Regions from separate parts of the Homo sapiens genome. Here region 2 is linked to region 1. Evidence: chromatin contacts called from ENCODE Hi-C or POLR2A ChIA-PET data. All regions are on one chromosome and are shown on one strand. Each heading gives the region's core, a stretch centred on a gene start or an enhancer-like site at or near the end of the contact. The rest is flanking DNA. Distances are from core to core; before and after follow the strand shown.

Region 1 (6,906 bases), core at 709-3,208:
GTGACCCAGCGAGACTCTTGTCTCAAAACAAATAAATAAAATAAATGTAACGTGCTTGAATTATCCCAACACCATCCCCCTTCCCCCAGTCCATGAAAAACTTATTGTCCATGAAACCGGTCCTTGGTGCCAAAAAGGTTGGGGACCACTGCTTTAGGGAACATTCCCCCTGGGCCAGGTCCTAAGCTGGAAGCAGGGGGTGCAGGTAAGGCCCATGCTCGCAAGTTCCTGATGCTACCTACAGAGCTCCCACCAACATCTGGCCACCCACAAAAACGGCTGCTCCCTCCAAAGAATTGACTTTCACCCTAAGTTCATCCATCTAACCTACTTCCAAGGAGGGGGCAAAGTAAACAGTAGATAAAGCACAGGCGTTGATCCAAAAGAGGAGTCCAAAACCCGGCCCTGACATGTACTAGTTTGTGGCTTTGGCTCCCCTCCAAGGCTTTCTCTATCCTACTGTGAAAAGAGATAACAACACTTATCTTTCCCAGTTACTGTAAGGTTTAGAAATAATGTATCTAAAGCACCTAATAAGCACACAGTCTCCTTAAATTAACATTAATTGAATCTCTCAGGTCAGAGCTGTCCTTATCAAACAATCACAATTAGGGACTGACTGGCAACGAGAAAGGAGGGAGAAAAATCACAGGGAAAATGGAACATGAGGAATGGAAGGGGAAAAAAATCATTCCTCAAAGTCTCCTTCAATGAACTACCGCCTCTTCAATGAAGCCTTCCCTCTCCTCTCCTTGCATTCCCATAGCACTTAATCACATTGAAATAGGTCCTTAGCTCTGAGAATGAATGAGATGCCAGGCACGGTGGCTCACGCCTGTAATCCCAGCACTTTGGGAGGTCGAGGTGGGCAGATCACCCGAGGTCAGGAATTCGAGACCAGCCTGGCCAACACGGTGAGACCCTCGTCTCTACTAAAAATACAAAATTAGGTGGGCGTGGTGGCGCATGCCTGTAATCCCAGCTACTCAGGAGGCAAGGCTGGAGAATCGCTTGAAACCGGGATGCTGAGGTTGCAGTGAGCTGAGATTGTGCCATTGCACTCCAGCCTGGGCGACCAGAGCGAAACTCCGCCTCAAAAACACAAACAACAACAAAAACAGAAAGAGAAGCAATGTCTCACTCCCACGTAATGCAAACCTCTGAGGATGCCAAATGCCCTAGCCCTACAACCCTGATCCAAGAGCAATGTACACAGGTAGCAGCACATTTCTTAACACCAATGCTACCCGTAAAGTACCTCTGGTGAGGATTAGCGGGAGGGTTTTTCCGCATAAAGACCTGCCACCTGAAGGTTAGACTCAGAACAGAGGAAGAAAACTGAGTCCTGAAGATAGAACGCAAAGGAAGTCTCTAACTTTAGAGTCCCTGGAGTCACAGCAGGCAGGCAGGCGCACCGCCGATACTGCCAAGAGGACCAGAGTTCGCAACTCCCCGCAGCAGTTCCGGAAGCTGGGGACGAAGCCAAGGAGAGAGGACGTGGGCAGGGCCGTGCGCGGACTTGTCCCGGCGCCTAGATCCCCGCCTTTGCCCGGGCGCACTGCGCGCGCGGCCCCCGCCGCTTTTGTCTTCTTCGCCCGACCGGGAACTTCCTCTGTCCCGCCCTCGGGCGCGCACACGGGAACTTGGGTAGGAAACGGAAAGCGTTTTGTGCATTTTTTTTTTAACAGAGTAAACTGACGCAGAAAATTCAGCATCTAACCTCCCCAGGACCCCCTATGGTCACCAGTTACCAACCTCCGGGCTGTCCCGGGCGGCGGCGACGGCAACGTTCACGCGCGCCGCGAGTTCCCAACACCCCTCTTTCGGCACTTCCGAGTCCCAGCGACATCGGCGGCGGCTGCGGGCTTCCCCGGGACGCCACCCTCTTTCCCCCGGAGCTGCCCTTTGGAGGAGCAGCGCAGCGCGCGTCCTCCGAGCACGCCCCTGCCGCCGTGCCCGCGCGCCCTCCGCGCCCGGACTCGGGAACCCGCGGCGCTCTCCGGGCGATGGCGAGCAGGCCGTGCTGCTGCAGGGGGCGGGCCAGAGCGCGGCCTGCGTTTCTGAACCGCGTTTGCCCCGCCGGCGGCCCGGGGCCCCTAGCCCCGCTCACCCCTCGGCTGTTGGTTCCCACTGACCCTGGCGTGCATATCTCTCCCCCACCCGTGTGTTCATTGCAGGTCTGGGGCTGCCTGCAAGTTAATTGCAGAGTGGAAGTCACCTGAAACTCGAGGTGGGCCGTCATTCCAACACCAGTGGTCCCCACCTACGTTTTGTAGGCGAAAGGAGGTAGTTCGGTGCGGTGGAAAGAGGGTGGGCTTTGCAGCCCTGGCAGCTTCGAGGGCTTACTGTGTGAACTTAGCCCCTGTGAGCCTCCCTGTACACCTCTGTAAAACAGAAATAGACTTCCCTGCTTTTCTTTGTAAATTAGAGTGAAGATCAAATAGAATAAACTTTATGAATTGTAAAGCAACTTACAGAGATCACTACTGCAAAATGGGTACGAAGATTTTGATTGCGTTGTGAAAAGAGTGGAAGATCTGAAGATGCTCCAACGGGGTATAATTGGGACGATGTTGCTGCTCGGAGGCCTCCAAGCCTGAGCCAAGAGACAGGCTTGCCAGAGTTCTCCAGACTTATCTCAGCAGAATCACGTGGCTCTCATTAAAACCTCGGGCTTCTGGATCCCTCCCCAAACCAAAAGCATCAGACTGTCCATGGCAGGGGCGTCTCAGGTGGTTCTATGATAAGGTGAAGGTGGATAACTCTGCCCTAGGCAGCAGGGAAACTCGGAAGCTGTGCTCTCAGAAATTTCATCTAGCAGTCATTGTAATGGTCGAGAGGATTATTTTAATGATTTTAGAATTCTCCAGGAAACCAGAGTATGAACTCTCCAAGAGCTGGAGCTATCTTTTCTTTCTGCTTCCCCCCAACCCACTCACCCCAAAACCTGGTACTGGATGGTGTTCAGTAAGCAGGTGTTAGTAAACTAGCCCCAAATAGGAGTGCCAGATTTAGCAAATAAAAATACAGCATACTCAATTAAAATTGAATTTCAGGCTGGGCGCGGTGGCCCACGCCTGTAATCTCAGCACTTTAGGAGCGGTAGCAGGAGGATCACTTGAGGCCAGGAGTTTGAGACCAGCCTGGCCAACATGGTGAGACCCCGTCTCTACTAAAAATACAAAAATTAGCCGGGTGTGGTGGCCTGCACCTGTAATCCCAGCCACTTGGGAGGCTGAGGCACGAGAATCGCTTGAACCCGGGCGGCAGAGGTTGCAGTGAGCTCAGATCGCACCACTGCACTCCAACCTGGGTGACTGAGCCGGACTCTGTCTCAAAAAAATAAGTAAATAATTTCAGGTGAACAATATGTAACTTTTTAGTATCACTATGACCCATGCAATATTTGGGATATACTTATTTTTTTTAAGTACTTACAGGAAGCTTGTAATCCCAGCACTTTGGGAGGTCGAGGTGAGTAGATAACTTGAATCCAGGAGTTCGAGACCAGCCTGGCCAACATGATGAAACTCCATCTCTACCAAAAAAAAAAAAAAAAAATGGTATATCTGAAATTCAAATTTACATCCTGGGTATCTGAAAATCAAACTTAACTGGGTATTTTATCTGTCAACTCTAGATCCAAGGGTTTGGCAGAGGGAGTGGCAGAATAAGAACTCAACTCAGGTAGTGTCAAACTCAGGGACAGGGATGTGATAACAGCTCCTATATTATTTCTAAAAGATGCTGTTGTTAATATAGGTTCAGTGTGATTTACACTTAACCCCTGTCTACATATGCACTTTAAATTCACCGGCGAACACAAAGGAGATAAAGGCAGATTTAAACACAGGCAATCAGAAACATCAAATAAAAATAGCCAAAATTTATGTGTGTGTGTATATATATATATATATATATATATATATATATGTATGTATTAGAGACAGTCTCACTGTGTCACCCAGGCTAAGCACAGTGGCATGATCTCAGCTCACTGCAGATTCAAGCAATTCTTGTGCCTTAGCCACCTGAGTGGCTGGGATTACAGGCAAGCACCAGCCACCACACCTGGCTATTTAGTAGAGACAGGGTTTTGCCTTGTTGGCCAGGCTGGTCTCGAACTCCTGGCCTCAAGTGATGCACCTGCCTCAGCCTCCCAAAGTGCTGGGATTACAGGTGTGAGCCACCATGCTTGGCCATAATAGCCAAAATTTAAAGATAAGCAATAGACTGGGATATTTGCAAGAAATTTGCAAAGTGTTAATTTTAAAATTATATATAGAGTTAATACAATCAATAAGAAAACATTAGAAATCAATTATAGATGAGCAAGACACATTTATAGACAACCCACTAGAAAAAGGAGGAGGGAAATAAAAGTAGGAAACAAAAATATATTGCAAAAAGCTCAATGAAATGCATAGTAAAACAAGAACATGGTGGCTCACGCCTGTAATCCCAGCACTTTGGGAGGCCAAGGTGGGTGGATCACGAAGTCAGGAGATCAAGACCATCCTGGCTAACGTGGTGAAACCCCGTCTCTACTAAAAATACAAAAACAAAATTAGCCAGGCATCGTGGCGGGTGTCTGTAGTCCCAGCTACTCGGGAGGCTGAGGCAGGAGAATGGCGTGAACCCGGGAGGCAGAGGTTGCAGTGAGCCGAGATCGTGCCACTGCACTCCAGCCTGGGTGACTGAGCAAGACCCCGTCTCAAAAAAAAAAAAAAAAAAAAAAAAAACAAGAACACACAATTTTCACACATTAAGTTGGCAAAAAATTAATAAATAACATTACAGCCTGGCATGGGTGCTATGTGATAGCACTCACACACAATGTTTAGTTGGGTAAGCAATTTGGCAGTATGAAAACTTAAAATTTATCAAAATCTAAGGGAGGTGGGGCAAGATGCCAAATAGAAGCTTCCACCAATTGTCCTCCCTTCAAGAACAACAAAATGAACAACTATCAACAAAAAACACCTTAATAAGAACCAAAGATCAAGTGGGCCATTGCAGTACCAAGTTTTAACTTCATATCACTGAAAGAGGCACTGAAAAGCGTAGAGAAGACAGTCTTGAATTGCAGACGCTACCCCTCCCTCATCCTACAGCAGCAGCTGGGGAAAGATTCTCTCAGATCTTATGCAAGACCACTAAGGTGGTACCTCTGAGTCTGCAAGAGCCGTAGCATTCCTGAGCTTGAGGTGCCCTCTAATGCAGATATGATGGCAGTGACCCAAACCTAAATGACAACACCCAAGTCCCTTAGAATACCTGGAAAGCCTTCCCAAGAAGGATGAATACAAACAAGCCCACCCTGTGAAGACTACAATAAGTACCTAACTCTTCAATGCCCAGACACTGACACACATTCACAAGCATCAAGACCATCCAGGAAAACATGACATCACCAAACAAACTAAATAAGGCATCAATCCCAGAGTGACCTTTCAGACAGAGAATTCAAAATAGCTCTTTTGAAGAAACTCAATGAAATTCAAGAAAACATGAGATGGAATTCAGAATCCTACCAGGTAAATTTAATGAAGCAAATGAAATAATTGAAAAGAATTAAGCCCGAAATTCTGGAGCTGAAAAATACAATTGATATGCTGAAGAATGCATCTGAATCCTTTAATAGCAGAATTGATCAAGTAGAAGAAAGAATTAGTGAGCTTGAAGGCAGGCTATTTGAAAATACACAGTGGGAGGAGACAAAAGAAAAAATAATTTTAAAAAATGAAGTACACCTACAAGATCTAGAAAATAGCCTCAAAAGGCAAATCTGAGAGTTACTGGCCTTAAAGAGGAGGTTGAGAAAGAGATAGGGGTAGAAAGTTTATTCAAAGGGATAATAACAGAGAACTTCCCAAACCTAGAGAAATATCAATATCCAAGTAGAAGAAGGTTATAAAACACCAAGCAGATTTAACGTAAATAAGACTACCTCAAGACATTAAATAATCAAACTCCCAAGGCTCAAGGATAAAGAAAGGTTCCTGGCCGGGCACAGTGGCTCACGCCTGTAATCCCAACACTTTGGGAGGCTGAGGCAGGTGGATCACCTGAGGTCAGGAGTCTGAGACTAGCCTGACCAACATAGTGAAACCCTGTCTCTACTAAAAATACAAAATTAGCCAGGTGTGGTAGTGGGTGCCTGTAATCCCAGCTACTCAGGAGGCTGAGGCAAGAGAATCACTTAAACCTGGTTGGCAGAGGTTGCAGTGAGCTGAGATTGCATCACTCCAGCCTGGGCAACAGAATGAGACTATGTCTCAAAAAAAAATAAAAAAATAAAAAATAAAAAATATAAAAAATGCCATACAATGGAGCACCAATACGTCTGGCAGCAGACTTTTCAGGGGAAACCTTACAGGCCAAGAGAGAGTGGCATGTCATGTTTAAAGTGCTGAAGGAAAAAAAAATTATCTTAGAATAGTCTATTCAGCGAGCCACATCCTTCAAACATAAAAGAAATAAAGACTTTTCCAGACAAACAAAAGCTGAAGGATTTCATCAACACCAGCCCTGTACAAGAAATGCCAAAGGGAGTTCTTCAATCTGAAAGAAAAGGACGTTAATGAGCAATAAGAAATCATCTGAAGGTGCAGAACTCACTGGTAATAGTACATACACAGAAAAACACAGAATATTTTAACACAGTAATTGTGGTGTGTAAACTACTCATATCTTGAGTAAAAAGACTAAAAGAGGAAGCAATTAAAAATAATAGTTACCACAACTTTTCAAGACATAAACAATACAATAAGATATAAATAGAAACAACAAAAAAGTTAAAAAGTGGGGTAAGCCAGTTAAAATGTAGAGTTTTCATTAGTTTTCTCTTTGCTTGCTTGTTTGTTTACACACTCAGTGTTAAGTTGTAATCAGTTTAAAATAATG
Region 2 (7,443 bases), core at 723-3,222, 650 kb after region 1:
GGGAGTGATAAGAATAGATTTCAGAAAGAGATGGCTTTTGATCAGGGCCAGGAACACTTGGTAGGAATTGAGTTGGCAGAAATGAAATGGAGATGTGTGTAGGGCATTGGACGAAGGAGAGAGTCTGAGCAGAGGCAATGGTGTGAGCCAGTGATATGTTTGGCAAAAATGCATAGCTGTTGATGAAAGGAGTAAAGTGTCAGTACCTGATTAGGACAGGTGACATGAAAAATGTGAGGAGACTAGCATCAAGGCCATGCCTCTGGCTCCTGGCTACTTCTTTAAAGTTTAAAATTTGTTTTGCTGAGCCCTATAGAGTCACTGAATTAGCTATTACTACAGATGAAGCTCTGTACACTGGAGGAGGAGGACTCAGATATGTAACAACCGGTTTTTTTCTCTTTCTAGCCCAGAGTTTCTTACTATGATCTGGATTCGTGGGGAGGAAGGCTGGGTAGAGCTAGACTCATCATCTGCTTTGGTGTTCTTGGGAGCTTATCTCTTTTCCTGCCAGGTAGATAGTTTTTCCTTTCTTTCCTTCCCTTCACCTCCAGACCTCCCTCCTTCATTTTCTTTCCTTCTCTCTGTCTGTCTGTCTAAAATATAGTTGGGAAGAAAAAGGTATCAGCCATGGGAACCTCTGGTGCACAGGTGTAAGGAACAAAGAGCTTTTCTGCCTTAGAATTAATCAGTTATCTCCTACTCACTGTAGCTCAGAAGTTGATCTACCTTTTGATGTTAAAATGCTAAATCTCACGGAAGTTATAAAATTTTCTCTCTTCCCACCCCTAACAAGAAGGAAAAACAAGTCCTCAACAGACTTATATGCATGTAGTAACTTATTACACAGTTCCTAGGTGTGAAGCAAGTGTCTGACCCTCAGGAAGCTGCTCCCTCTGCAGTGCTCAGGTAAGAACCCATCACCATCGCCCACCTGCTCACCCTCCCTGCTTCCCACCCCAGGACACCACACCTCTCAGGAATTACATGAGATATGGTATAAAAAGTTTTTTTATTTCAAAATGCAAAATGGTGGTCATTGTAATAATTAATAATAATAACATAAAAAGCATTTATCCTTCCTCCCTAGTGCAAAATGGTAGACGCATTTAGATAATTCACACAGTGTTGGAAATGTCATGACAATGCAGTGCTGCACAGCAGCAAAACTCAATCCCAAACTCCTTTGGTGGATGCTTGTGGTAGGTCAGTTCTAGATGTCAGCGGTTTCTCTGAAGTTAAGTCCAAATAAAAAACAGCACGTGCTCCTGCACTCTCCCAGCGGAGTCAGGCTCCTGTGCGCGCGCCCCCTCTGTCTCTCCATTCCTCTCTCGGTCTGTCTCTGTCTACTGCGTCTCCCTCCCACTCCGCTGGTCTCCCACAGTTCCTAGGAGGCGTGCTGCCGGTTGGACAGGGCCCGGCCGCCGAGGACCGTGTCCTGCTGCTTGCCTTTCTCCTGCAGGGCTTGCTTCTGGAGAGCCTGTCGCTCCAGGGCGGCCTGCAGCTCCGCCACGGCTGCCTCCTGGTCCCGCAGACGTCTGGCGGCCGTGAAGGGGCTGCACACAGTCTCCATCAGGCCGAGCACCACGCCGAAGAGGGCCAGCACGCTGCCCAGCACGTACAGCTTCACCATCTTCCCCTTGCGCTTCTGGGCCATCATCTCCTTGGCCAGGGGGATCAGCTCCTGGACCGTTTCCATCTCGGCTCTGGGCTCTCGGAGGCGGGAATGACCTGCAGGAGGAGCAGCAGGAGAGGGGCTTCAGCCACCAAAGAACGGCTCCCACCACCCCGCACCCAGCTAATCTTGGGGAGGGCTCATAGAAAGGCGGACTACCTTAGTGGCACGGCGCGAGCAGGAGGCAGCGCGAGCTGCAGTTGGCAGCGGTCAGCGCGTCCGTTGGTCCGACCGACCTCAGCGTTCTCCTCCTCTCGGCAGCTGCAGCTCTCCCAGTTGGAGACTCCGCCGCTGGCACCGCTTTAGCGTCCGGGGGCCGCTTATATCTTTTCTCTGAGACACGCCTCCTGGGCTCTCCGGCCCAGGCCAGCGCGGTCAGAGCCAGGGGAACTCGGAGGGGGAGGAAGAAGAGGAGGGGAAAAGGAGGGGGTGGAACCCGGCTGGGACCTGGCAGGAGGTGGCCACGCGCTGAGCACGCTCCGACTGTGTGAGCTAGGGGGCCCGGCGCGGGTGCCATCGCAGCGGGGCGCGTGGGAAGGCCAGTGTGCACGCGAAGGTCCCACTCCAGGCGAGCGCAGGGGAGGACCCGGAGCCCAGGGAGGTGTCCGCGGACATCTCTGACATGGCGGCAACCTTCTTACTGGTGTCAGCGGGTGCACAGCTTCCCTTGTCCAGGACAGCCTGACATTATAAATAATGAGGGAATTTGGGGGTTCCATCTAAAGAAGAAAGCTTTCATTTTTATTCGGAAGGGTTGTCACCTTCCCACGTGTGTGGCAATGGATCAGAGAGGAGAAGGCAAGGGGGAAGGATCTGGGTAACAGGACAGAACAGGTTACGCTTGGATAAAGCAATATGTGCTAATATTGTTTCTTTCCTGCCTGGTTGGTTTTATTTAGAGGTACATGCATGTATAACTAGAGTCAGTTGATAGAAAACTATTCATTGATGGTGCTTTTATGCACAGAGGTGTGTGTGTGTGTGTGTGTGTGTGTGTGAGAGAGAGAGAGAGAGAGAGAGAGAGAGAGAAAGAGAGAGAGATTAGTCTCTTTGCCTGCGAGCTGTTTCCTTATGTACTTCCGTGTATCAGGGAAGAGCCTTCAAATTCAAATTGTTCTCACTTCCACTTGAGAAGTGGAGTTGGGAGCTTGGGGGTAGGGGGTCAAGTATGGAAGGGGCTGTTGGTAGAAGTTCATCTGCCATTTTAGAATGGAAGTATTTCATGCTCTCCTCAATAATTCTCTGCCACCCTCCTGGGTTTGGGGGTACAACTTCACTGCTCCAGCTCAACTTCAGCTTTGAAGCAGTTTGTGGGCAGAAGGGCGTGTAGTAGACAGCTTAGGTAAGAATCCAGAGTGTGAGTACTCTTGGACGTGTGAAGATGTAGGATTGATTTTGACCAGGGTTAGCTGTAATCACCTGGGGCTGAGGGAGCGTTCTAGTTTGGCTTTGGTTATGGATATGCTAGAGTTAGCAAACTTGGGGAAAAAGAGAGGCAAATTGGCCAAAGGGTTAGCAAACTTGGGGAAAAGGAGAGGCAAATTGGCCAAAGGCCTTTAAGCAGAGAAAGGGAGGGGGCAGGGGAAAGAAGGGGAAATCAAACTGGCCAGAAAATTGCAAAGGTCAGTGATGCAATCTTGCAACAGCCTTTGCAGTCGGTCGGACTGAGCCCTGAAGGGCGGGTCGGGGGAAAAGGCTGTCTCAGGGATCAAATATTTTAGTTTTTGAATTGTTAACAGTAATCTTTCTTTGGGGGTCTGAAGCAATTTCTCAGATGATTCAGTTTAAAAAGGCAGCAATAACAACTACCCTTTGCCTTGACTATTAATAGTTCAGGCAAGGGCTTGTGTGTGGAGAATGGTCAAGGTTATCTAAATAGCTTATTTGAAATTCTATGTTTTAGAATTTAGTCTGAGTGAAGGTGACCAGGGGCCAAATAGAATTGATTATTCCTGGAGGACTGTGTTTCCTGCTTATTGTTCTTTTAACCTTGTCAGGCAGGAAAATTCTGTAACAAGGGTTCCTGCCAAGTTTAATATCAGTCTTGGCATTTTCTTTGAATCTTCCTTATAGTTTCAGAGCAACCTCTGATAACTGGCAGAAATGATTAGTGAGCTTTCCCAATATCTGTGAGGGTTCCAAACCCATTGACTTCTGGAAGAGCATGTGATGTGTGCCCTGATATAAGGGCTGTCACGTGGTTTCCATTCTGAAGGTGAGTCAGCCTAGCTTGGGACCCAAAATTCTGAAATTGACTGGTCCAGTAAGCATTTCCTGTGTTTCTGTAACTCAGAGACGCAAACCACACGTCTTCCTAGGTCAGAAGGCTGTAATTTACCTGGGGTTCCCCTTTCCTGTGATTTGCTGTGTTAGTGCACATCACCAGCTCAGTTCCTTTTTTTGATAATTTGACTTTGACCTCCAGGTTCCAGCAGCTATATTGGTAAGAGCTGGACAGAGGAGGGGCAGCAAGTGCCATGGACGGAGGTCACTGGTAGACTTGATCTTCCTAGTTTAGGTGGTAGCTGGGGCTGAGCAGGAGATGATGGGAGTAGAAGGCTAAGGAATCCAGTGTTAACTCATGTCTAGGAATTTCTGAGTGCAGCTCCTCTGTCTGGGTGGGAAAAGAGAACCTGGCTCCTAGGGTAGAAGGTGACTAGGTAGGGCTTGGAAACTAAACATATATTTTAGTGGGGCTGATGTCATTTTTAGGGAAGTAAAGCACTGTGTTGTGTCATGCATGCAGGTAAGATACAGGTTATAGCGATGATGGTCAAACCAAGCCATAGGGTGACCAACCATCTTATTTTGCTCAGGGTTGAGGGGTTCTCTGAAATGCAGGACTCCTGCTAAAACTGAGCACTAAAACTGAGATACTTCCAGGCAAACTGAAACACTTCCAGGCAAACTGAAATAGTCATCCTACCCTTGAGTCTATCTCAACATTTAACTCTTGCCACTTCTAGGAAGGTAGGAAGGACTAGTTTAAAATTTTTATATTTTGCTTTCTAAATCCCTTTCTCTCAGACATTAAGACATTCAGAGCCATCTGCAGAGGGTAAAGTCACAAAGGGGTGCATGTGTTTCAAGGGTTAAGTGCAGAGGAGGGATAGAACTGTCCCTACCCCTCTGCCTTGGGGATTGAAGACACAGGGGAAAGAGGTCTTTTGGATGGTTAGTTGTAAATGAGCTTCAATAATAATTGTTATTGTTACAATTATTATAATATAATAATAACAATAATAATTATTATTTTGTTACCGGCTGCTTGCTGCCTACACAAAGTCACTGCCCACCCCTGGGGCTCCAGGCAGCTGAAGGGAGGGAGTCATCATAGGAGATATGACAAAACTATTTGTAGTTTTAAGACTACCGCACTAGAAATTTTTTTTAGACCCTTAGTTACTTTCATAGTTTTAGAAAGGAAGTTGCTTATCACTCGGATATCAGTGGAAGACACTGAAATTTATATGTGTAGCCACTGTCTCCTCTGGTCTTATAGACTAGAGTTCTAGAGTCTAAATATTTCTGTGTGGATACACTGCTATTATCACAGCTTGACACACTTAAAACAAGACTCCTTACCTTCTCTATACTCTTACAAGCTAAGTCTTCTTCTCAATATCCTTATTTCTAGCAGTGACATCTCCGTTTCATTTGTTCTCTGGGCTTGAAATATCATGGAAGTTATTTGGAGAGGCCTTCCCTGACTACTGCATCCCACCACTCTCCACCCAGTGCCCTACTTTCTTTTTCTTCATAGCACTTGGTTACCTGATTCTATGTGGATGTACTTAATGGTGTGGTTTTATATTGTCTTCCATGTGCGTTGGAGGATAGGCTTCATGAGGATAGGGACTTTGGTTTGCTCCTCACTGTGTCCCCAGTGCCCAGTATAATTCTTAGCACATAATAGGTCCTTAATGGGTAACTATGGGATTAATGAATGGCTTTTCCATGGACTGTGAAGCCTGGCAGGGAAGGGACTGTTTTTTGTTTGTTTGTTTGTTTGTTTTTGAATGCAGTCCAACTTTTAGTAGATGCTTAAAGAAGCATTCAGGTTTTTGAGGGGACAGTTTTTTTGCTTTTAATCCTTTCTCCTCTAATCCATCTTAAACACTACCACCAAATGAATCTTCCTAAAATTTAATTTTTTATTGTCAACTGCCTGTTTAAAGGCCAAGATCATTTCTCATTGCCCACATAATGGACTCCTGGATCCTGCATGTTGAATTTGCTTGATTTAGTATTCTTGGAATTCAGGCTCTCTATGGTCCGATCTTCTCCTGTTCTTCTCCCACAATAGCCCTTTGCTCCACAGAGAGGTTTCTTCACAGGCCAAGAAACAATTCATTCGCATTGCTGCTGCTTCATTTATTTTTGCTCACACAGTTGTTTCTACCTGAAATGCTGTCCTCTTTCTACTTTGTCTTCCTTTCTTCCTTGAGGTCAAGTTCAATTTCCTGTGCTCCAAGAAGCTACCACTGCCCATGGCAGCACACCTTGATCTCTCCTTTCTGTGAATTTCAGTTGCCTTTGGGGCTTGTACTCTACAGGCTGGCACTGGATGGATTACCGTTTTGTACAACTCTGTCATTGTTTCCTGTGGGCTTGCCTCAGCTCTGTGGAAGACAAAAGCTTTGTATCTTTCATGGTGTTAACATAGAATAGGAGGCTAATCAATATTAGTTACATTGACCTAAAAGTCAGTGCTGAGATAGAGAGGGCAAAGTGACCAGTTAAGGCTCTCTTGGGAAGTTATTTCAAGCACAGTAGCCTGTCCTTGGCTCAGAGCCTTGGTGTTGAAATTGCCCAAGACCTGGCAACTTGGCTTAGTTTCCTCCACTCTGGTCTCCTCACCTTTCACTTCCACTCCCAACTTAGTGTCTGACATTGTAGCCATTGGCTCACTCTGGGCACCCTCCAGCCTGCCCGTGGTACAAATCAAGGCAAAGGAACAGACTTTATAGGCATTCTGCTTTTGTCCTTCATAACTTTTGGTCAAGCAGAGCCACCAGCTGCTGGGGCATGCAGACTGTGCTGGAAGCCTTGAATAGCCATGGGTGGTGTGGTTAGAATTACCTGCACCCTGCTGCCTACATACCACTTCCAGATTAAACAATATACTTTACAAGTTTGAGTCAGCACAAGGAATTTTCCCCAAGCTCAAATGCCAATTGGTCTTAAGGGTATAGGGCTCTAAAGTCAAGCAAACCTGGGTTCCTCCAAATCCTGACTCCTCCATTTGCTAAGGCCTGACCTTGGGCAAGTGACTTAACTTCTATAACTTCTACTTCCGTATCTGTGAAGTGAGAGTTATGATAGCCCCTATTAAATGGGGTGTGGTGATGATGATAAGCCCCTATGAAACAGATATGATGAAGAGTGAATGAGATAGAGCTCTGTAAGGGACTTAGGCAGTTTCTGGCACAAATGAAGCAATCATTAAATGATGGCTGTTATTATTCAATTGTCTTTGCCTCTTGCTCTACGTCGGCAATTTCCATGATGCTTTATCCCAGCCCGGGACATTTGCATTCCTTAGGTGACATTTAGGTAGCTTCTAGTAAGGTCCAAAAATATTTGTTGAAGCCAGCCATGTACCTGACACTGTGTTAAGCATAGTTATAGGAAGCAGAATGTGTGATGGCTCACACCTGTAATCCCAGCACTTTGGGAGGACAAGACGGGCGGATCAGGAGGCTGGGAGATCAAGACCATCCTGGGCAACATGATGAAACCCTGTCTCTACTAAAAATACAAAAATT

Evidence for each region. Hi-C counts contacts between places; a loop is a spot of excess contacts on that map. ChIA-PET counts read pairs that join two places held with the same protein, here RNA polymerase II (POLR2A). Pooled maps may share reads with other maps.
Region 2: a map with no recorded cell type shows a loop between it and region 1 (5-fold over the local background). The contact joins the promoter of G0S2 here to the promoter of HHAT in region 1. A Hi-C loop is called at or near these places in 3 of 37 single-sample maps with no recorded cell type and 8 of 50 pooled maps. POLR2A ChIA-PET finds 5 or more read pairs at or near these places in 1 of 52 experiments (activated T-cell).

What each region holds. Positions count from the first base shown.
Region 1 is chr1:210,323,954-210,330,859 of GRCh38, reverse strand. HHAT (hedgehog acyltransferase) reads right to left here and starts at 1,958. Exons shown (of 12, transcript NM_018194.6): 1 at 1,756-1,958. RefSeq lists enhancers at 100-269, 1,382-1,741, 2,616-2,785 and a silencer at 1,902-2,151.
Region 2 is chr1:209,669,941-209,677,383 of GRCh38, reverse strand. It overlaps G0S2 (G0/G1 switch 2), which reads right to left and starts at 1,972. Exons shown (of 2, transcript NM_015714.4): 1 at 1,835-1,972; 2 at 994-1,731. The coding sequence starts at 1,699. The coding sequence ends at 1,388. All of the region lies in intron 1 of HSD11B1-AS1 (HSD11B1 antisense RNA 1), which reads left to right. RefSeq lists enhancers at 1,012-1,860, 4,141-4,380.